Regions from separate parts of the Homo sapiens genome. Here region 2 is linked to region 1. The links are chromatin contacts, found by Hi-C or POLR2A ChIA-PET in ENCODE. All regions are on one chromosome and are shown on one strand. Each heading gives the region's core, a stretch centred on a gene start or an enhancer-like site at or near the end of the contact. The rest is flanking DNA. Distances are from core to core; before and after follow the strand shown.

What was found. A loop is a pair of places that touch in the nucleus more often than their neighbours do. ChIA-PET counts read pairs that join two places held with the same protein, here RNA polymerase II (POLR2A). Pooled maps may share reads with other maps.
Region 2: a map of IMR-90 shows a loop between it and region 1 (2.2-fold over the local background). The contact joins two enhancer-like sites. A Hi-C loop is called at or near these places in 4 of 168 maps with a recorded cell type or tissue (CD4-positive, alpha-beta T cell, IMR-90, OCI-LY7 and 1 more) and 7 of 50 pooled maps. POLR2A ChIA-PET finds 5 or more read pairs at or near these places in 1 of 52 experiments (GM12878).

The regions. Positions count from the first base shown.
Region 1 is chr15:42,181,995-42,188,811 of GRCh38, forward strand. It overlaps VPS39 (VPS39 subunit of HOPS complex), which reads right to left. Exons shown (of 25, transcript NM_015289.5): 6 at 5,764-5,862; 7 at 5,277-5,369; 8 at 2,523-2,706. Among named protein-coding and RNA genes, the nearest start is that of MIR627, 14 kb to the right of the region's middle. Within about 2 kb of position 2,422, at least 2 of the 41 ENCODE cell types and tissues checked have a DNase peak (open chromatin) inside an H3K27ac peak, as active enhancers do.
Region 2 is chr15:42,215,091-42,221,890 of GRCh38, forward strand. It overlaps TMEM87A (transmembrane protein 87A), which reads right to left. Exons shown (of 20, transcript NM_015497.5): 16 at 4,972-5,045; 17 at 4,491-4,552; 18 at 3,233-3,288; 19 at 2,713-2,743. All of the region lies in intron 2 of VPS39-DT (VPS39 divergent transcript), which reads left to right. Among named protein-coding and RNA genes, the nearest start is that of VPS39-DT, 10 kb to the left of the region's middle. Within about 2 kb of position 4,106, at least 2 of the 41 ENCODE cell types and tissues checked have a DNase peak (open chromatin) inside an H3K27ac peak, as active enhancers do.

The sequences.
Region 1 (6,817 bases), core at 1,172-3,671:
TGAGTCGCTGCACTAGTTTAATTATCCATTTTCTGATAAAAAGTTTTTCCTATTATATTTGCAATTTATACTATCAATGAATAGTACAATAAAATTTCAAAGCTATGAGGGAACTCAGAAATGAGTAACTTGAGAACTAAGTTATATTTCTATCATTTTGAACGCTACTGCTATTATACTGATATTTTTCATCTTACCAGAAAAATGAAATTAAAAGCATATTGTTTTATATTGAATTTTTTATTTTATTTTTATGCTGGCCTCATTTTGAAAAGTTAGTACAATTTTCTTTAGTGCTAACTTGTATAACATATGTAAAATTTCTTTCTCCTTTTAAAATCTGTCCCACTTGAATACGTTCTCATTTAATTAAAAAGGTAATCTATAACAGAAACCCCTTTGGTTGTCATATCTTTTGTTGACAATAGAGATGGTCTGGATCTCTTTATATCTCCAAAAGTTGGGAGACTGGCTGGTGTACAGCAGGCATATAAATAATGACTGACCAGGATAATGATGCAATTATTCAGCAAGCATTTTCTTACACGCTCTGATGTTTCAGGCACTGTACTATGTAGTAAGGACTCAAAGTGGATCAAGACATGCATCCAGACCTCACAGAGCTCCTACAGGAACAGAGGAGACAGATCGCTCACGTGTGACAAGTTGCTGTGACAGAGATACCTGAAAGGGTTAGGGAAGCACCAAGAAGTGACTAATCCTGCCTGTGGGTCAAAGGAGACCTCACAGGGCAAGTGCCTCAAAACTTTCTTCAGCAGTAAGACACAGACATGGTTTTGAGAAGCACTGATGAAGGCCCCAGGCACTAACGAAGGTTGGAAGACAGGAACTCTCATCCTGGGAAATCAGAAACACGCTTGACTTTTACATGCCTCTTAAACTCATCTACCAAAGTTCCTCTTCTGAAGGGAAAACAAGGTCGCCTAGAACATCGGGAAAGCCTCTCATAAAGCTCCATAAGCCCCTCAAACTTGTGACTATCCATAATCCTGGGCCTTTTAAAATACTGACCTTTTGATTTCTCTTCCTTCTAGTCTACTTATCTCTAACCACAACCAGAACAATCACCCTAGAACATGATGTGTTTTTTGTTTTTTTTTTTGAGGCGGGAGTCTTGCTCTGTCACCCACGCTGGAGTGCAGTGGCACAATCTCGGCTCACCGCAACTTCCCCCTCCCTTCAAGCAGTTCTCCTGCCTCAACTTCCCAAGTAGCTGGGACCACAGGCACACACTGCCACACTCAGCTAGTTTTTTTTTTTTTTCGTGTTTGAGACGGGGTTTCACCATGTTGCCCAGGCTGATTGTGAACTCCTGAGCTTAGGCAATCTGCCTGCCTCAGCCTCCCAAAGTGCTAGGATTACAGGCGTGAGCCACTGTGCCCGGCCAGAACATGATGCTTTTATCAAGACATTCTACCATTCAGGAATCTACTGGCCTCCCAGACCTTCTCACGGACATCTACCAACTGGCCCTATTTCACTGCTCTGTAATTCAGACCACCTGTATCAAGTCAGGCTCTGTAATACCCTCTCCCAAATCGGCATGTCTTTCTTTGGACTTCTACTCATTTATTGGGCTTTCTGCCTAGATTGAATGGAAATTTTTCTTCAAGCCAGGTTCCAAACTCCCTGCCTGACCTAGTCCATAGTTCAGTCTTACCTATGTAATGAAACTTCTTCCTAATTAAACAACAAACTTCCCTTTCTCTGAACTACTGAATTTTAACTCATCCAATTTAACACCTTAAGCAGTGCCTTGTTTTGTCTCTTTATCCAAGACTGTAACCCTTGTCTCCAGAGACAGGGGTCTTTAAAGACAGAAAGCATGTCAGTACGTCCCACTTCACAGCAGTAACTATTTTAGTAATGCTCACTCTTCCGACTGAAAATAAAATGGGGCAAGAGTGGTTATATGCTTCCAGGCAATTCCATTGTGGAGAGCTGGGAACCTGAAGCAAGCATAAGAACAGAAGCACCTAATGCGTAGAATAGAGGCTGACACCAAAATCACCTAAATGTTGTCTGTGCCTCTAAGCTACAAAAAAAAAAAAAAAAAAAAAGCAACAATAGAAAAACCCTTCAACATGGAATTACTATATCAAAAACCCTTCAATATGGAATTACTCATACTATAGGAATACACAAGGAATTTCCACTAATTTCCAAATGTAGTCTATTTGGCAGAGGACACAATCAAAACTCTTAAAAAAAGGAGGAAGAAAAAAACTAAGAAGTAAAAGATAGCAGTAGATAATCACTTCCTAAAATAAACATTTCTGTTTATATGTTTTCCCCCTCTGGAGTAAAACTCAGCTTCTTGCAAGAACTAGACTATCCCATTTTTAATGACCCTAAAATGTCATCTACTTATAAGAAGGGGAACTGAAAGTGAATGACACAACGTAAACCAGTCTGCTAAAGCTACGAATGGGACTCCGTTCTGCAGGAATGGCACACAACCTCAACCCAAAGTGGGAAACAGCAGCTACTGTTGGTCTCACCCATGGCCACTGGTATGTCCGTCCAGTTCAGGGCACATTTCTGTGTGCAGATCCCTTCCTCATTGAGTACCACGGTGAGATCATCCTGGCCCACAGCCACTTTTCCATCTGCCAGAGGTGCAACTAAGGGCTCCAGCTGTTTTCCTGTTGGAAAGAGCTCTTTGATGGACCCCTTTCCATCCACCTATAGGAAGAAACAGAGTGAGTCACCTAGCATTCCCCAGCCAGAGGTAAGAACACAGGAAAAATCCAGATAGAACCCGAAACCTAGAGAAGCCAATAATATTCCTTGTTTGACATAAGAAAATGTTACAGAGTTTATTATAATAACCGTTGTTATCACAATGTAAAACCCGTTCTCTAATGCAAAGGAAAGCATCTAGCCTGGCAACTGACAATGCCAGGTGCTGGCAAGAATGCAGAGCAACTAGAACTCACATTCACTGCTGGTGGGAATGCAAAATGGTGCAGCTGTTTTGTTTGTTGGTTTCTTACAAAGTTTAAGATACACTTGCCATATGCCCCTTAAAGATACACTTACCATATGCCCCAGCAATCCCATTCCCAGGCATTTGCCCAGGAATGCCAATGTATGTTTACACAAACGCTTGTATGCAAATGTCTTAGATGCTTATTCAAAATTGCTAAAAATTGAAAACAACTTTTTTTTTTTTTTTTTTTGGAGACAGTCTTGCTCTGTCGCCCAGGCTGGAGTGCAGTGGCACAATCTCAGCTCACTGCAACCTCCGCCTCCTGGGTTCAAACAATCCTCCTGCCTCAGCCTCCTGAGTAGCTGGAACTACAGGCGTGTGCCACCACGCCAGGCTAATTTTTTTTTTTGTATTTTTAGTAGAGATGGGGTTTCACCGTGTTAGCCAGGATGGTCTCAATCTCCTGACCTCGTGATCCACCCGCCACGGCCTCCCAAAGTGCTGGGATTAAAGGTGTGAGCCACCGCGCCTGGCCAAAATCAACTTTGTCCATCAACTGATGAATGGATAAACAAACACCTTGCCATAGACTACTATTCAGCCATGAGAAAGAATAAACTATTAACACACACAACAACATGGATAAATCTCCAGTGCATTCTGCTAAGTGAAAGAAGCCAGACTCAAAAGCCTACATATTGTGTCATTCAATTTATATGACATTCTGGAAAAGGCAAAGCTATAGGAGATGAAGAACAGATGAGTGGTTACCAGAGGTCTAGGAACAGAAGGAGAGGCTGACTTCAATATGAGGGAATTTTGGGGGGTGATGGTAGTGTTGTGAATCTCGATTGTGGCATTAGTCACATAAATCTAAGCATTTGTCAAAACACAGAACTGTACACCAAAAAGAATAAATTTTACTGTATGTAAATAAGTAATTTCTGAATAGCCTGGTCCTAAAGCAAGGTTTCCCACCCTGAAGGTGATGTCAGCATCCAAGGCAGTCAGAGAACTGAGAGCCTTAAGTCCAGCTTTTGCTCAGTTCCCTTATTCCTTGTGCGCTCTCTCACCATCTGTAGGCCTACTTGCTATTGAGTCAGTGGCACAGCAGTGACTCCTCCAGGAGTCTGCAACTCTGATGCTGATAAAATCAGGATATTCAAATGACACAAAGATGGAACAAATATATTAACAAGATAACAATGGGGCCAGGCATGGTGGCTGTAATCTCAGCACTTTGGGAGGCTGAGGCAGGAGGGCTGCTTGAGCCCAGGAGTTTAAGACCAGCCTATGCAACATATTGTGACCCCATCTCTACAAAAATACAAAAAAAAAAAAAATACAAAAATTAGCTGAGCATGGTGGTAGGCATCTGGGCTACCTGGGAGGCTGAGGTGGGAGGACTGCTTGAGCCCAGGAGACGGAGGCTGCAGTGAGCCAAGATCCTGCCACTGCACTCCCGCCTGGGTGACAGAGGGGTACCCTGTCTCAAATAAAATAAAATAACCAATGAAGAGCTCACCCAGTGGAAGGTAGAGAGAGAGGCTTCTAGAATTGCCATGTCTGAATTACAAGGGGTGTGAAGCTAAGAGATTTAGATTATTCAATGAAACGAACAGTGTGTCAATCTTTTCTACATATAGTATGCATATTGGAGAAAAACAACGTCATGGATATTTACAACTTACGTTAAGAGAAAACACAGGTCATAAAACAATTGTATAGCATAGTATTTTTACCAATAGGATGGAAGTTCATATACCAAGAAGTTGGCAGTGACTATTTCTGAGTGGGGGGACTATGGTTGATTTGCACTTCCTTTATCTCCTTATCTATATTTTCTGTAATAAACACGTGTAAAAACACGTGGCTTTTGAAATTTAAAAAAATAGTGAGAATCACTTTTAGTACAAACATACAAAAAGATTTGACGGCAGGAGAGGAAACTCAAAGTCTTAAAAATACTTAAGTTTATACTAAAATTAGTTTAAAATTCCTAAGCACTGAAGCCTTAGGATAGCAGTCCATGATGATCCACTGGACAGAGGCAAACAGCCTTCATTATCTGTCCCAATAGTAAAATACACACTGTGGATCATCATTACGTAAAGAACTGAGCGTTGACTCTTGGACTGACTTAAGTTACAAAGATATCCTATTTGTGAAAAATGCTGAGCATGAATGATAACTACACATACAAATAACAAATCCTGTTATGCCAAAAGCTCTACTTAAAGTGGTCGCTTGACCTGGAGTTTGGAGCAGATAATCATCTTCCCCAAGATAAACTAATGATATTTGCAAAATAATAAGATTTTACCCTTATTAGGTAGTAGTCTCTCTTGAAACCCACACAGATAGAATTTTCACACCACGCCATGGACTTGGGCACATCTGGCACACTAAAGTCCCCCTGAAAAAAGAGAGCAAGGATCTGAATGAAATAAATATTTTTTTAAAAAATCATGACTTTCCTGTTATTCTGCAACCTCCATTCTGCAAAACAACCCTCACCCTCATCGGGCACAATTCTACAGGCACAAGGCCAGGAAACTACCCTTAATAAAAATACAAGTCCATGAACTGGACAAAGTACATTTGGAAAAGGTGAAAACCCACTTTGAAATAAACCAATCTATAAAAACACTGTAGAATCATATTACAAGTAGGCATCAACAAGCTCTCATGCACTTCATACCAGAGTATTCATTTGCGTAGAATGACAAGACTGGAGTCCTGAACTTCACTAGAACCGAGCCACTGCAGCAGCTCCCACCCAACCATGGACCAAGGAACAGTGGACTTACCTGCAATTCATGAAATTCCCTGTCCTTCCAGAAATAGAGCTGCAGCTTCTTTTTTACTGCCACACACATCCGTAACACCTCCTCACCGGTCTCTGTGTGCTGGGAGGAGACATGCAGAGCAAATGAAAATACAATGACTCTCTCTAACTGAGTGATAACTAAATTAGAGATTGTCTACCTTGAAATTGCTACTACTCTGAAAATTCCCTGTAACACAGTCATCCTGCCAGGAAAGCTGAGCAGAACACCATTCTCTAAGATGCGCTAAGAAACAAGTGACTGAGGAACACTTCCTCCCGAAGGGTTGCCAGCCAAAGACCACAGCACCAGCAAATCACATGGACATTCACAATTCAGAGGAGAAAATCCTGGGGCAGTCCTTCCCCTATATAACTCCTCCCTCCTTTTTGCTCTTAAATGTTTCTTGCTCCTGGCTGTCAATGCATGCTGGGTTAAGGGTGACCATGTGCCAGTGACATCAAGCCCACTTTTAAGCCTTTAAAGAGCAAGGAAAAGAGTATTCCTAAGCATAAAATGATGCAGTGTCAATGTAGAACATAAATGCTAAAAAATGGTAAGTTGAGTAGAGAGAGGGGTGAGGCAGATTCTGAAGAATAAAAGAATGATAAATTGGCAAAAATAAAGAGCGATATCTTTTCTGAACAATGAAAAGTCCCTAATGACAAAGACCTCAGTGATCTGTTTAGAACAAGACTCCATTTAATGTCTTATAATTATCTTCATGATATTGTTACAGTCTTGCTTTCCCAACAATGGTTTGTCCAGGACGAGAGTTTTTGTCCTCGGTTAGCTGCCTCTTGCCAATAGTATTAGATTCTCATTAACCCACGCACAGGGAATGCAAACGCTTCAACTTCACACTATGCACCAACAGAGAAATTTCTCTAATACAATTAAATATTCTCTTTGGGCCGGGTGCAGTGGCTCATGCCTGTAATCCCAGCACTTTGGGAGGCCAAGGTCACCTAAGGTCAGGAGTTCGAGACTAGCCTGGCCAACATGGTGAAACCCCATCTCTAATTTAAAAAAATAC
Region 2 (6,800 bases), core at 2,856-5,355, 35 kb after region 1:
CTCTAGGCTAAAAACCTGTACAGCATGTTACTGTACTGAATACCAAAGGCAACTGGAATACAATGGTAAGTATTTGGGTATCTAAAGTTATCTAAACATTGAAAAGGTACAGTAAAAATTCAGTATTGGCCAGGTGCGGTGGCTCACGCCTGTAATCCCAGCATTTTGGGAGGCTGAGGTGGGTGGATCACAAGGTCAGGAGACCGAGACCATCCTGGCTAACACGGTGAAACCCCGTCTCTACTAAAAAAATGCAAAAAATTTGCCGGGCGTGGTGGCGGGCGCCTGTAGTCCCAGCTACTTGGGAGGCTGAGGCAGGAGAATGGCGTGAACCCGGAGGTTCTTATGGGACCACTGTCATATATGTGGTCCGTTGCTGACTGAAATGTGGCATAGGACTGTATCTGATCAGGGTTAATATCCAAAATATATAAGAAACCCCTACAATTCAACAGCAAAAAATCAACTAACTTGATTAAAAACTGGGCCAGGGACTGGAAGAGACATTTCTCAAAAGAGGGCTTCCAAATGGCTGACAGGTATATAAAAAAAATGCTCATCATCACTAATCATCAGAGAAATACAAACCAAAACCACAAGGTGTCACGTCACACCTGTTAGGATGGTCATTATCAAAAAACAAAAAATAACAAATGTGGGCAAAGAAAGAAATTGGAACCCCTGTGCATTGCTGGTGGAAATGTAAAATGGTGCAATCACTATGGAAAACAGTATGAAAGCTCCTCAAAAAAATTAAAAAATAACTACCATATAATCCAGTAATCCCACTTCTGCATATATACCTAAAAGAAATGAAGCAGGATCTCAAAGAGAAATGTGCACTCCCATGTTCACTGCAACATTATTCACAACAGCCAAGGTATGGAAATAACCCGTGTCCACTGACAGATAAATGGATGAAGATAACATGTTACATATATACAATGGAACACTTGTCAACCTTAAAAAGGAAGGAAATTCTGACATGTGCTACAACTTAGATAAATCTTGAAGACATTATGCTAAGTGAAATAAGCAAGCCACAGGGGGACAAATGCTGCATGATTCCACTTATATGAGTTATCTAAAATAGAACTCAAAGGCAGAAATAGAATGATGGATGCCAGGCGCTGAGGGAGGGGGAAAGCAAGAGTTGCTATTCAACAGGTATAAAATTTCATTTAAATGAGATGAAAATGTTCTAGAGATCTGCTGTACAACATTGTGCTTATACGTAATAATACTGTAACGTACACTAAAGGAGTTAAGAGAGTAGATCTCATTGTTATGTTTTCTTACCACAAAAAAGCCTTATGTATACCTGGAAAATCTTGCACAGTGTTTTCACAGAGGAAAATATGAACAGATGGCTGAACTCAGTGCCACCAAATTACTATAGCAAACTTGCATTCCCATGAAGGGCACAATCAGGTTTCAATTAATCAGCCTTCTCTGCTTATAGCAGCTCATGGAGAGCTGAAGTACAAGGGAAGCCTTAAAGGCAAATAATTAGCAGAGGAAGACCTCAAGAGGGAGATGTGGGAACAGCAGAATATACCACAGAAAGCAAAGTGTTATGTAGATAGGTTCAAATCTGAATGGTAGAGTTCTCAATTATTTCAACACATAGAACAGCTAAGGAATTTGATACTGTACATGCTGTGTCAAAGATCATGTCAGTGGGAAATGAACAAAACATTTTTAGCAGCCAATTCAACACAATGAATCAGAATCAGACAAAATGCTTCCAAAAGGCTTCCTGAAAAAAAACAAAACAAAAACAAACAAACAAAAACTCTAAAATGACCTAATATTCAGAACATATCCAGAACTAGTTTCCATGAACTCAGGCCACAATTCTTTTTCTTTTCTTTTTTTTTTTTTTTTGAGATGGGGTCTCACTCTTTTGCCCAGGCTGGAGTGGCGTAATCTCAGCTCACTGCAACCTCTGCCTCCAGGGCTCAAGTGATCCTCCCACTTCACCTCCCAAGTAGCTGAGACTACAGGTGTATGCCACCATCTCCGGCTAATTTTTGTATGTTTTGTAGAGATGGGGTTTCACCACGTTGCCCAGGCTGGTCTCAAGCTCCTGACCTCAACTGATCCTCCTGCCTAGGCCTCCCAAAGTGCTGGGATTACAGGCATGAGCCACTATACCTGGCCCACAATCCTAACATAAGACTTCATGTGAAGCCTTCTAGATTAACTGTATGGAGGCAAACTAAAAGATTAAAAACATAAATATTAGAGGTACTAATTATAATCCTTACTATCTGAAGAAGGTAGTGACAAAAATATTATTAAATAGTAGGTAACAATTTAGATTTTGTTTTGGTCTACTATATTCCTTTCTCAATATTTTTCCTTATTATTTTTGCCAATATTAGATTAGAGTTAAATTTGCATTTCTTACAGACAAAAGAACTAGATGGTGGAGAGTACTGTATTTACTACCCAATTTAAACAAAAACATTCTGAAGTCTGACCATATAACTTTGAAAGGTGAAACATGTATAGACAGATGCAAAGAAAGGAAGATTCTTGAATGTTTGAACTCTATTAGTATTTCTATTCTTATCCTTTTCAACTATATAAACTATAGTTTTCAGGCCACTACTGAGTCAAATAAAGAGAATCTCCATGAACAGACGATTCATGACTTTCTATTTAGTCACCATATACATAATTTATGCACGTGAATTGAGTACCAACCTCATCTGAATCCAGAAGGGCTGGAAGTGCTCTGCAAAGAGAGAGAAATACTAAATTGAACAATGTAAAATAAAGCCATAAATGGTTCATAAAAGACAATGGAATAATGCAATTAAAAGCTTTATAATTATCTAAGATTTGCATTTTATTAATGGCCCTTTTAGGAAAAATAAACAGCAAATACAATAAGCAACAGTTACAGAAATTGTATAGAAAAAAAACGTATTTTGCAATGCAACAGGACCAATGTTTCATTAAAATTATAGCCCTGGAAAGGAACTAAAAATTTCAAAAGGAGTATCCCATTCATTTTAAGATATACTACATAGCTAAATCTTTCTAAGCAGAAATGTCATCTGAATGAATAAACCCAATTAATTTTGTTTGCGGATTATTCCTATTCTTTTAATTATTTTTCAGTATCTTGTATTTTCATGAGTATAACTTGCTCATTTAAAATAATAACAAAGTAGTACTAACTTTGAAATAGGATTCTTGTGGTAATCATTCAAAAACTTACACATCTGTCACAGAAGAAGGAACATTCTCTTCTACCCACTTCAAATCATCTTCCTGCTGGGAACATACAAATACCACTCATTACTAAAATGCACCACATAATACATCTCAAGTAAGGACATGAAGGTCTTAAAACTTGTCTTTCATAATTCTGTAGTCATACATTCACAAATGGGACTGCTGACAGAAAAGTCAAATATTTTAATTTTTAAAAACATTTTTAAAAATCCCTTTGACCAACATCTCCCCAGTTCTCCCATAGCCCCTGGTAACCAGCACTCAACCCTCTGCTTCTAGGAATTCAACTTTTTTAGATTCGACGTAAGTGAGATCATGTGGTATTTGTCTTTCTGTGCCTGGCTTATTTTGCTTAACATAGTATCTTCCAGGCTTCTTCACGCTGTTGCGAATGACAAGATTTCCTTCTCTTCTGAATCTAAATAGTATTCCATTGTATATCAAAATACACATTTTCCTTATCCATTCATCTACTGATGGACATGCAGGTTGATTCTGTATCTTGGCTACTGTGATTAATGCTGCAATGAACATGACAGTGCAAGTATCTCTTTAACATACTGATTTCATTTCCTTTAGGTATATACCCAGTGACATGAATCCTGGATCATAAGGTAGTTCTATTTTTAATTTTGAGGAAGCTCCATACTATTTTCCATAATGGCTATACTAACTCACATTCCTATCAACAGAGTACAAGGGTTCCCTTTTTTCCATGTCCTTGCCAACACTTGTTATTTCTTCATTTTGATAAATGCCATTCAAACAGGTGTGAGGTGTTATCTCACTGTGGTTTTCATTTGCATTTCCCTGAGGATTAGTAATGATAAAAATTTTTTCATATACTTGTTGGCCATTTGTAGGTGTTATGTTAAGAAATGTATATTCAGGTCCATTGCCCATTTTTAAACTGGGCTATTCGTTTTCTTGCTACTGAGTTCCTTATATAAATTGGGTATTAACCCCTTAACAGATGCAATGTTTGCAAATGTTTTCTCCCACTCTGTAGGTTGTCTTTTCACTTCGTTAATTGTTTCCTTTGCTGGGCAGAAGCTTTATAGTTTGATGTACTCTCACTTCTCTATTTTTGCTTTGTTCCCTGTGCTTTTGGGGTCATATACAAAAAAAAATCATTGCCAAGACCAATGTCACAGAATTTTCCTCCTGTTTTCTTCTAGTAGTTCTACTAAGGGTTGGAAGATGGGACAAAGAACAAAGACAAATGGAAAAGTCATACTTACTGCTTTGTTAACTTTACTATTTCCATTGGGTTCTTGTTTGGTACTTCTCATTTTCATTCCTTCTGTAGAAGAAAATAAATATACACTGTTTAACTTTGTGAACAGACCAACAATGTTGGCAAAACGGATTCAGAACTTTTTCTTTTTTTAAATTAAAAGCCCCAAAGTTACTTATCATAGTTTTATTTTAAGCTTCCTAATACTTGTGAAGTATACAACAGATGCTTCTCCATCTTTATATGTAAGCTGGGAAGTTCAAAGCAAAATTTTTAGCTCACTTCTAGCAAGTAAAATGGATACTTAATGTGCAATTACTTACTGAATTTACCATGCCTTCATCTTAAGATTCACACCCTTATTTTCTTAACCCTGACTTCATCCCACACCAAATATAGGAACAACACAGTTATAAAATAATAAACAATGTACTTACAGAAAAATAATATTTAAAGTACTAATAAGAGGTGAATTTTATTATTACCAAAGCTTTCTTTCAGCATAGGCTCCTTTTGTTCATCCTCCTCCTCTTCCTCAGACAATGGTGAAAAGGCAAACCTAACAGAACCAAAGTGAACAGAAGGAAAAAATTAGAAAACTTCAAAAACTGCTATACCAGTTGCATTTTACAAAACTAATTATTGAAACTGCAATTATAGTAATTCATTAAATCAGTTTAATAATAATATTTCTTCCCCTTCAGAAAGCTCTTTATTGCCTATATTAGCAAGGGAGAAGCAGGACAGTATCATATTTATGAGTGCAGGCTCAGCTGAATACTACCTGTGACATCAGACTAGTTACTTAATCTCTCTGTACCCAGTTTCCTCAACTGTAAATAAGGGGACAATAGAACATTACTCATAGGGGTGTTTTGTAAAAGTAAGTCGTTACAAATAAAGTGCTTAGAACAATACCTGTCACATTCAGTAGACAGTCAACAAATGTTCATTCATAAGGATATGTATCAAATAGAGTTAAGTAAATTCTCATCTAATTTAAAATCGCAGCCTTCAAATTGGGAGTTAAGAGAAGGGAGGCCTATTCCAGGTAATTTAATTTCAGTTTACAAGTGGGAAGCTCAGAAGATGAAGGTCTGATCTGGTATATCTCAGATGCCTTTCCTTAACAACTTCCAAGAGATTCAGCAAAGCAGCTCCCAGACATGTAATTCCTAGAATGCTTTAGCTTTTATTTATTTGTTTTATTATTTATTTATTTATTTATTTTTTGAGACGGAGTCTCGCTCTGTCGCCCAGGCTGGAGTGCAGTGGCATGATCTCACCTCACTGCAAGCTCCGCCTCCCGGGTTCACACCATTCTCCTGCCTCAGCTTCCCGAATAGCTGGGAGTACAGGCGCCCGCCACGATGCCTGGCCAATTTTTTGCATTTTTTTATTAAAAATACAAAAATTAGCTGGGCGTGGAGGTGCACGCCTGTAATTCCAGCTACTTGGGAGGCTGAGACAGCCTCAGGTGATCCGCCTGCCTCAGCCGCCCGCCACGGCCTCCCAAAGTGCTGGGATTAAAGGTGTGAGCCACCGCGCCTGGCCGAAAACAACTTTGTCCATCAACTGATGAGAATCCCTTGACCCCGGGGAACAGAAGTTGCAGTGAGCCAAGATTGCACCACTGCACTCCAGCCTGGGCGACACAGCGAGACTCCGTCAAGAAAAGAAAGGAGAGACAGAGACAGAGAGAGAGAGAGAGAGAGAGAGACAGAGAGAGAGAGACAGAGAGAGAGAGAGACAGAGGAAAAGGCAACAGCATTCCTACATATTTGGAAAAGCTGTATATATTTTTAAAAGTTGCATTCGTAAGAGTCACAAATTTAAATCAGAAGTTACAAAACGTAATTCAAAGACTAAAAAATGGAGAGATGCCATACTCAAGGAATTATCAAAAATATATATATAATCTCCCTAATTTATTAATTCAATTAAGTTCCAATCAAAATCTTAATAGGTTTTCCTAGAATTAAGCAATCTAAAATTTTTATTAAAAAACAAAAGCTGGGTGTAGTGACATGTACCAGTAGTCTCAGCTACTGAGGAGGCTGAGGTAGGAGGATCCCTTGAGCCCAGAAGTTTGAGTCTAGCCTAGGCAACATAGCAAGACCCCATCTAAAATAAAAAAATTTTAAAAATAAAGGGCAAAAATTCAACACCAAAGGCTTTTAAAAAATTTTTTTGAGACAGGGTCTTGCTCTGTTGTCCAGGCTGCAGTGCAGTGGTATGACCACGGCTCACTGCAGCCTCGACATCCCAGGTTCAAGTGATCCTCCCACCTCAGCCTCCCAAGTAGCTGGGATTA